Linked DNA regions of Homo sapiens: region 2 is linked to region 1. A link is an interaction called in ENCODE POLR2A ChIA-PET data of the cell type or tissue named here. Cell type or tissue: A673. All regions are shown on one strand.

Region 1 (5,000 bases):
GTCCCAACACTTTGGGAGGCCGAGGTGGGCGGATCACCTGGGGTCGGGAGTTGGAGACCAGCCTGACCAACAGGGAAAAACCCCGTCTCTACTACAAATACAAAACTAGCCGGGCGTGGTGGTGCACGCCTGTAATCCCAGCTACTTGGGAGGCTGAGGCACGAGATTCGCTTGAACCCAGGGGGTGGAGGTTGCGGTGAGCTGAGACCACATCATTGCACTCCAGCCTGGGGATTAAGAGCAAAACTCCGTCTTAAAAAAAAAAAAAAGAACACTAGGCTTCTACTCTTCAAAGGCCTCCTTCGGTCATCTCTCAGAAGGGTTTCCAGGATCCCTCCCTACACAATTTCTCTCTCTCTTTCTCTTTCTTTCTTATTTCCTGACCACAGCTTGTACCTAACTAAGCAACACCTACCCCCATTCTGCTGTACTTGCATTCACGTTCCTACTCAGAGTAATCCCATGTCTGTTTTATTATTATAAAATTTATTTTCTTTTTAGATTTTTTTTTTTTTCAGACAGAGCCTTGCTCTGTCACCCAGGCTGGAGTGCCGTGGTGCAATCTCAGCTCACTGCAACTTCCGCCTCCGAAATTCAAGCAATTCTCATGTCTCAGCCTCCCAAGCAGCTGGGACTATAGGCATGTGCCACCACACCTGGCTAATTTTTTGTATTTTAGTAGGGACGGGGTTTCACCATGATGTACAGGCTGGTCTCAAACTCCTGAGCTCAGGAAAACCACCTGCCTCGGCCTCCCAAAATGCTGGGATTACAGATGTGAGCCACCGTGCCCGGCCTCTTTTTAGTTTTGTAATCTCATTATATACACATAACTGACTTAATAAGAAGTTTACAATGAAATATTTGAACAGAGTATCTGTACACATTACTATTTACAAAAATTTCACATGGTAAATAACCTTGTTGTGGAAACAAAATTTCTTTCTAAATCCCTTCCATTGACTTACCTCTTGGAGTATTACAGATAAGAGTCTACCTAGGACAATTTACAGATATCAAATTAAGACTGAATAACATCCCAGGTCTTTGGAAGGCCGAGGTGGGAGGATCACTTGAGCCCAAGAGTTCAAGACCAGCCTGGCAACATGGGGAGACCCCATCTCTACAAAAAAAAACTTAGCAAGGAGCGGTGACAACAGCTGTGGTTCCAGCTACTCAGGAGGATGAGGTGGGAGGATCGCTTGAGCCCCAGAGTTCGAGACTGCAGTGGGCTATGACTGTGCCACTGCACTCTAGCCTGGGTGACAGAGAGAGATCCTGACTCAACAAAGGCTGAGTAACTTACAGAAAAACCATTCTTCTTCTTATTTTTTGAGACAGAGTCTCACCCCCGCCACCCAGGCTGGTGCACTGGCACGATCACGGCTCATTGCAGACTCAACTTCTTGGCTCAGAGGATTCTCCTAACTCAGTCTCCTGAATAGCTGAGACTACAGGCACGCATGCCACCATGCCTGGCTTATTTTTTATATTTTTAGTAGAGATGGGGTTTCACCATGTTGCCCAGGCTGGTCTCCAACCCCTGGGCTGAAGGGATCCACCTGTCTCAGCCTCCCAAAGTGCTGGGATTACAGGCATAAGCCACTGTGTCTGGCCAAAATTCATTAATTTTAATAGTTTCATTTACCATCTTTGACTATTTATGCTCTGTAGGAGTGAAAAAAACTACCTTGACATGTTGACAAAAGGCCAAGAATTAAGATGAAAATGTTAATGGTACACATTTGTGAAAATACTTTGTCAGACACTAGTAAAGAGAAATTGACTCTAGATTGGTTCTACAAATACATGGTTAAACTCGGAACTAAGCAATCTGACAAGTGGCCATTTAGTGTTAAAAAATACTTCTGAAAAACCAGTTAAAGTTTACTTGTCAAGTTAACTTGGAGGATGACAAGGATTAAGCAATTAAATTTGTTGTAAGATTAAAAGTTCAGTCTTTCTTGGATTTAGTTATATTTAACATTTAAAACACGCAAACACCATGTATATATAAAATGTATGTTTCTTAAGAAAACAAGGCAAGAATAGCAAAGCATCATAACACACAGAACAGAAACCTGTTACAAAGGCTTGGGGCATCACGCCTTGCTGGGTGAAAGCAATTGCTCTCAGTAGCCTCCAGGTGGCATCAATGAGCTCATATCGGGAAAGTTGGGTTTTGGGGATTTTTTTTTTGTTTTTGAGACAGGGTCTCACTCTGTCACCCAGGCTGAAGTGCAGTGTCATCATCACGGCTCACTGCAGCCTCAACTTCCAGGGCTCAGTTGATCCTCCCAGCTCAGCCTCCTGAGTAGCTGGGACTACAGGTGCACGCCAACATACCCGGCTAATTTTTTTGTGTTTTTGGTAGAGGTGGGTTTTGCTACCATTGCCCAAGCTGGTCTTGAACTCCTGGGCTCAAGCAATCCGCCCACCTCAGCCTCCCAAAGTGTTGGGATTACAGGCGTGAGCCACGGCACCTGGCCTGGAAAGTCTTTCAAGGGTTCAGTTAAACATCTTCCAAATAAAAATCATTTGCAACTTGCAACTTGAAGTCCCCATGTGTGACTCTGATGGGTGATAGCAAGTTAACCCAAGAGCTGGGATTCAGAGGTACTTTCTGCAGATTCCGTCTCCATTTCACCAAGGTCTACAGGATGAATTTCTTGCAAATCACATCCTTCTTCAGCTGGATGATCCCCAGCATGCAGAACAACGTCCTAGAGTTTGATTTGCTGGTCCCATGAGAGTTGACTATACTCCTTAAATGTGTGGGTGACCTTGCGATGAATGCTAGATTGTTGAAGCTGCCTTGGAACTTCTTTAATTTATGGATCTTTCCATAGGATGTGCTTTTGTCTTTGCATCAGGATGCTTCGGTTCCTAATTGTTAGAATTGTGAGTGCAGACTCCTTTGAATCACAACTCGAGACGATGATTTTCTCTCTCTTCCAAAGTTTTCCTTTCATATCTTACGATATCATTTCATCTCCTTCGACTACATATCTACAGTCTGAATATCTAGAATGGGGTTTCAGGAGTGGTAAAGCTCTCTCAGGTCTGTTGCCTGTATTCCTGTGCCCATTTTCATTTGAATATACAGGTTTCATCTGGTTCTCAGTAGGTATGAAATTAGAAAATCATTTGCTTTTGTTTTGGTTTTTGGTTTTTGAGACAGGGTCTCACTCTGTTGGTCAAGCTGGAGTGCAGTGGTACCATCATGGCTCACTGCAACCTCAGCCTCCCAGCCTCAAGAAATCCTCCTGCCTCAGCCTCCCAAGTAGCTAGGGGTACAGGCGCATGCCACCCTGCCTGGCTCATTTGAAAATATTTTTGTAGAGGTGAGGTCTCACTATGTTGCCCAGGCTGGACTCAAACTCCTGGCCTCAAGTGATCCTCCCACCTTGGCCACCCAAAGTGCTGGTATGACAGGCGTGAGCCACTGCGCCCAGGCCGATTGTCTCTTTTTCAACACTTCCCATCTGCTCTATGCTTTCTTCCAAGAGACCATCTTGCTAGAGAATGTGGGCTCTGGCACTGGGGCAGACAAGAGGCCTCAGATGCTGACTCGCTCCTCAGATGCTAGATTGGCCTGTGTCTGATTTTTTTTTTTTTTTTTTTTTTTTGTATTCACACTGTCTTATACAAAACAGAACCTGGGAAATGTTTGAGAAGAAAATGGATTTGACTGGTTAGGGCTATTGGGTTCTACTTTATCAGAAAGGCTCTTATTTGAATGAATCATGACTTCAGGTAACTTAACAATTTTCCAGTAAGTCCCTTCTCTTGAAATATTTTCATTCTTCTGCTCCCGTTTTGGGTGGGGTAAGGGGTGCAGAAGGTTGCAATCTTTCCCAGTATCAAAGCTTAGATTTCTTCACAGTACAGAGGCAGTAAAGCACTGCAGGCAGCAGGTAACATGCATATAGGGGGTTAGGCTAGGTCAGGCTTTTGCTATCCATTTATACATATACGCAGAGGGTCCTACTCTGTAGCATGAACAAACTCCACACGGATTTGGTATAGGAAAAAATATGTAAAGACAACAATATATTAGCAATACAACTAAATATCCTAGAGACGGCCACTTACATTCTGGGAGTAGAAAGAAACTTTAGAATTATTAGGACAAAGGGCCTTAATGAAAAGTCCAAAATATGAGATACTCAGGGGAGAAGGGTTAATGTAGTTTCATTACCTTTAAGCTTAAAATATATTCCAAACTAAGACACAAATACATAGTGGCCGGGCGCAGCGGCTCCTGACTGTAATCCCAGCACTTTGGGAGGCCGAGGCGGGCATTTCACTTGAGGCCAGGGGTTTGAGACCAGCCTGGCCAACATGGCAAACCCAATCGCTACAAAAATAGAAAAATTAGCCAAGCGTAGTGGCATGTGCCTGTAATCCCAGCTACTAGGGAGGCTGAGGCAGGAGAATCGCTTGAACCCGGGAGGCGGAGGTTGCAGTGAGCCGAGATTGCAGCACTGCACTGCAGCCTGGGTGACAGGGCAAGACTGTGTCTTAAAAAAAAAAAAAAGAGGCCGGGCGCAGTGGCTCACGCCTGTAATCCCATCACTTTGGGAGGCCGAGACGGGCGGATCACGAGGTCAGGAGATCGAGACCATCCTGGCTAACACGGTGAAACCCCGTCTCTACTAAAAATACAAAAATTAGCCGGGCATGGTGGCGCGCGCCTGTAGTCCCAGCTACACGGGAGGCTGAGGCAGGAGAATGGCGTGAACCCGGGAGGCGGAGCTTGCAGTGAGTCGAGATTGTGCCACTGCACTTCAGCCTGGGCGACAGAGCGAAACTCCGTCTCAAAAAAAAAAAAAAAAAAAAAAAGAGAGATAAATACACAGTAAAGCTAAGAAAAGATAGGTTAATGAAAAATGTATAATACACCAAACATACAGAAGATAAACTGGGCAATACTGCACAGGTATATGAAAACCTATGAATGACTGGATTCAGATGGATAGCATGATAAAAAAAAATTT
Region 2 (5,000 bases), 190 kb after region 1:
ATTTTTTTGTTTGTTTATTTTGTTTGTTTTCAGACAGAGTCTCTATCACCCAGGCTAGAGTGCAGTGGCACGATCTCGGCTCACTGCAACCTCCGCCTCCTGGGTCCATGCGATTCTCCTACCTCAGCCTCCCAAGTAGCTGGGACTACAGGTGCCCACCAGCACGCCTGGCTAATTTTTTGTATTTTTAGTAGAGACGGAGTTTCACTGTGTTAGGCAGGACGGTCTGAATTTCCTGATCTTGTGATCCACCTGCCTCGGCCTCCCAAAGTGCTGGGATTACCGGCGTGAGGCACCGTGCCTGGCTGACACAGAGCTTTTGAGGGCAGTGGGAGTGGAGGCCCCAGGAGTAGAGATACTCCTTCCACTTTTGAGCTGCAGTGGCTATTGATGGCAAAAAGCAGAGGCTGTGCTGATAACAGTCCAGGAGCAAAATTTGGGTATTGTTCCTGGCCAAGTAGCCTCCAAGCCCAATTCTCTATCCCTCTCAGAGACTGTGTGAGTCATTTATATCTTTAAATACATTCCTTGGCTGCTTAAACTAGTTAGAGTAGATTCTGTTGTTGTAGCTAAGTTCCGTGACAATTATGAGGCTTCCATGATGTAGCTCAATATAGCGTCTGGTACTAGGAGGGGAGCAGTCAAACTGTACCTGTAGCCTCTGGTTTTCCAGGTAGATGAGATAGTACATTTTATTATTGTTTGTTTCACTTCAAGTTGGGTTTTCTTTTCTTTGTTCTTAAAAGCATCCACGGGCAGGCGCAGCAGCTCATGCCTGTAATCCCAGAACTTTGAGAGGCCGAGGCTGGTGGGTCACTTGAGGTCAGGAGTTTGAGACCAGCCTGGCCCACATGGTGAAACCTCGTCCCTACCAAAAAATACAAAAATTAGCAGGGTGTGGTGGCGAGTGCCTGTAATCCCAGCTACTCGGGAGGCTGAGGCAGGAGAATTGCTTGAACCCAGGAGGCAGAGGTTGCAGTGAGCCATCATGCCACTGCACTCCAGCCTGGGCAACAGAGCAAGACTCCATCTCAAAAAAAAAAAAAAAAAAAAAAAAAAGCATCCAGTTGATTTCCACAAGCAACTTCAGTGTCTGGCTGCATTTAGGGTATGCTCAACACGTGTTCCTTCATAACCACCTTTTAAAATGACCTGATAATTGACATACAACTTACGAGTTTTGACATATGTAAGCACTCACGAAAACATCACTCAATTAAGATAATAAACCTCTCCATCACACCTAAAAGTTTCTTTGTGCCTTGCTGTAATCTTTCTCTCTTTCCTTTCACTCCAGCCACTTTCTGATCCCCGTTCTGTCACTTTCTAGAATTTTTTGTAAATGAAAGCAAACATATGTACTCTCTTTGGTCTTCTTTCACTCAGCATAATTATTGTACTTATTTATTTATTTTTATTTCATTTATTTATTTTTTTTTGAGATGGAGTCTCGCTCTGTCGCCAGGCTGGAGTGCAGTGGTGCAATCTTGGCTCACTGCAACCTCTGCCTCCCGGGTTCAAGCGATTCTCCTGCCTCAGCCTCCCGAGTAGCTGGGACTACAGGCACCCGCCATCACACCCGGCTAATTTTTGTATTTTTAGTAGAGATGGGGGTTTCACTATGTTGGCCAGGCTGGTCTCAAACTCCTGACCTCATGATCCACCCACCTTGGCCTCCCAAAGTGCTGGGATTACAGGCGTGAGCCATTGTGCCTGGCCATTTATTTATTTTTAATTAATTAATTTATTATTATTATTATTATTGAGACAGAGTCTTGCTGTCTCCCAGGCTGGAGTATAGTGGTAAAATCATGGCTCACTGCAGCCTCACATTCCTGGGTTCAAGCAATCCTCCTGCTTTAGCCTCCCAGGTAGCTGGGACTACCAGCACATACCACCACTCCTGGCTAATTTTGAAATGTTTTGTAGAGACAGGGGTCTGACTACGTTGCCCAAGCTGGCATAATTATTTTAAGATTCATTCCAGTTGTTGCAACACACTGGGTTTGCCCTTTTGCCCTTTATCTTTTTTTTTTTTTTTTTTTTTGAGACAGAGTCTCTCTGTTGCCCAGGCTGGAGCACAATGGCACGATCTTAGCTCACTGCAACCTCCGCCTCCTGGGTTCAAGCAATTCTCCTGCCTCAGCCTCCACAGTAGCTGGGATTACAGGTGCCCACCACTATGCCCGGCTAATTTTTGTATTTTTAGTAGAGACAGGGTTTCACCGTGTCGGCCAGGCTGGTCTCGAACTCCTGACCTTAAGGGATCCGCCTGCCTCAGTCTCCCAAAGTGCAGAGATTACAGGTGTGAGCCACCGTGCCGGGCCGCAGCTGCTTCTTAAAGCCTGTCACTAGAGGCTGGGCGCAGTGGCTCATGTCTGCAATCCCAGTACTTTGGGAGGCTGAGGCGGGCGGATCACAAGGTCAGGAGATTGAGACCATCCTGGCTAACACAGTGAAACCCCGTCTCTACTAAAAATACAAAAACAAAATTAGCTGGGCATGGTGGCGCATGCCTGTAATCCCAGCTACTCAGGAGGCTGAGGCAGGAGAATTGCTTGAACCTGGAGGTGGAGGTTGCAGTGAGCTGAGATCACGCCACTGCACTCCAGCCTGGCGAAAGAGTGAGACTCTATCTGAAAAAAAAAAAAGCCTGTCACTGACGAGCTGCATTGGAACCACCTGGAGACACCTGTTAATACGTAGCTGTCTGGGCCCAAGCCCCTCTTCTTGCAGATGAGGCCCCAAGAAGGGGAGTGACTTCTTCAGGGAGCCAGGGCTAATTTAGGACAGGAACTCAAGTCCTGATTCCAAACTTAGGACGAAAAGAAGGGGGAATGAGGAGCAGGAAATGTGTCCAGTTTTGACTCCTCTGATTCCCGTGTATTTTTCCTTTGGCTTCTAATATTAAGAGAAAGGCCCAGTACTATATTAAGAGGAAGACCCAGTACTTTGGAACAAGGTGGCTTCCTGCTGAGGCTGGGTCTTGTGTGTACTCTGAGGCCTCAGATTGCTGTGGCCGGGCATCTCGGGTCTCCCAGCCACCTGCATAGACCTGGCTCAGGAAAGGAGCTGGGTAGGATCCCAGCTTTAGCATGAGGCAAGAGCTACCTCCTTTGAATGGGCAAAAGAAGGCGGGGAGGAGAGTCCAGGCAGACAGGTAAACTATGCAGAGCCTGATAGAGTAAGGAGGAAGCCAGGGATAGGCCAGGCTTCAGCTCCGCCCCTGGGCCAGACTAGGGCCTCAGTGGGCAGAGGCAGGAGAAGCTGCCAAGGCCTGGGGAGCCGACCCTCCACAGAAGCTAGCAGGGCCCCGTCAGGATCCACCAGCCCAGGCAGATGCAGCTTTGCCTATGGGCTCCTGCTCGGTGCCAGAGAAATGACCCTGTCCCTCGGGTGATGGGCACTGCATCCTGGTTTCAACAATGTCATTTTATATTATCCCCCCTGCATGCCATCAAATATTTTCTTTTTTTTTTTTTTAGATGGAATCTTGCTCTGTTGCCAGGCTGGAGTGCCGTGGCTCAATCTCTGCTCACTGCAACCTCTGCCTCCCGGGTTCAACAATTCTGCCTCAGCCTCCCAAGTAGCTGGGATTACAGGCGCACACTGCCACGCCCAGCTAGTTTTTTTTATTTTAGTGGAAACGGGGTTTCACCGTGTTGCCCAGCCTGGTCTGAACTCCTGAGCTCAGGCAATCTGCCTGCCTCGGCCTCCCAAAGTGCTAGGATTACAGGTGTGAGCCACCGCACCCGGCTTTTTTTTTTTTTTTTTTTTGCAGGTGGAGTCTGGATGTGTCGCCTAGGCTAGAGTGCAGTGGCGCAATCTCGGCTCACTGCAACCTCCACCTCCTGAGTTCAAGTGATTCTCCTGCCTCAGCCTCTTGAGTGGCACTGGGATTACAAGCGTGCCACCATACCCGAATAATTTTTGTATTTTTAGTAGAGACGGGGTTTCACCATGTTGGCCAGGCTGGTCTCAAACTCCTGACCTCAGGTGATCTGCCCGCCTCAGCCTCCCAAAGTGCTGGGATTACAGGTGTGAGCCACTGCGCCCAGCCAAATGTTATCTTATGGTCACTGCACCAGTATTCATTTGGCTGATTAGAAGTAAGATTTAGGAAGAGTGTAGGAATAGTCTCCTGATCCAAAACTCCCATTGTCTAAACGAGAAACTGAGGTCCAGGGAGAGGGAGGACCTGGCCCAGGGCCATGCAGCTATTTAATATGTTTATCATCTTCTCTAGTGGAACACTGCGGGAGAAAAGTTGCTTGCTTTTGAAATTATTTACATATGCATATATACTTTTTACATATAAAATATGAAATACATATTTCATGTATACATATGAAATATATGCATAAAAGTCAAAAGGCACCAAAAATTCAGTCTCCCTCCCACTGCTATCCCTGGTCTCACAGTGCTTCACCCTAGGACACCCACTGTTGTTACCTCTTTCTTATTTATCTTTCTAGAGACATTTAATACATATGTAACATTTACGTGTGTGTGTGTGTGTGTGTGTATATATATAAAATTTTTTTTTTTTTTTGAGACAGAGTCTCGCTCTGTCACTAGGCTGGAGTGCAGTGGCTCGATCTCGGCTCACTGCAACCTCTGCCTCCTGGGTTCAGGTGATTCTCCTGCCTCAGCCTCCCGAGTAGCTGGGACTACAGGCGCCCGTCACCATGCCCAGCTAATTTTTGTATTTTTAGTAGAGACAGGGTTTCACCATGTTGGCCAGGATGGTCTCCATCTCTTGATCTCGTGATCCACCCGCCTCAGCCTCCCAAAGTGCTAGATTTACAGGCATAAGCCACCACGCCCAGCCTATAAATTTTTTTTTTTTTTTGAGACAGAATCTTGCTCTATTACCCAGGTTGGAGTCTTGGCTCACTGCAACCTCCACCTCCTGAGCTCAAGCGATGCTCCACCTCAGCCTCCCAAGTGGCTGGGACTACAGGTGCACACCATCACACCTGGCTAATTTTTTTTTTTTT

The links. ChIA-PET counts read pairs that join two places held together with the same protein. Peaks named below come from ENCODE experiments on the same cell type or tissue, not always from the same donor. Only the 100,000 strongest peaks of a DNase experiment are listed, where the experiment ranks them.
Region 2: POLR2A ChIA-PET joins it to region 1 with 6 read pairs; 4 of 35 experiments call an interaction of 5 or more read pairs at or near these places.

The regions. Positions count from the first base shown.
Region 1 is chr17:4,197,875-4,202,874 of GRCh38, forward strand. The region is part of intron 7 of ANKFY1 (ankyrin repeat and FYVE domain containing 1); the gene reads right to left. It also overlaps the pseudogene LOC100420060. Among named protein-coding and RNA genes, the nearest start is that of CYB5D2, 57 kb to the left of the region's middle. In A673, CTCF peaks have their summits at 2,125 (motif pointing right) and 2,325; a DNase peak (open chromatin) is centred at 2,157; H3K27ac peaks cover 459 bases.
Region 2 is chr17:4,386,083-4,391,082 of GRCh38, forward strand. No RefSeq gene overlaps it. Among named protein-coding and RNA genes, the nearest start is that of UBE2G1, 22 kb to the left of the region's middle. In A673, no CTCF peak of the experiment used is centred here; no DNase peak of the experiment used is centred here.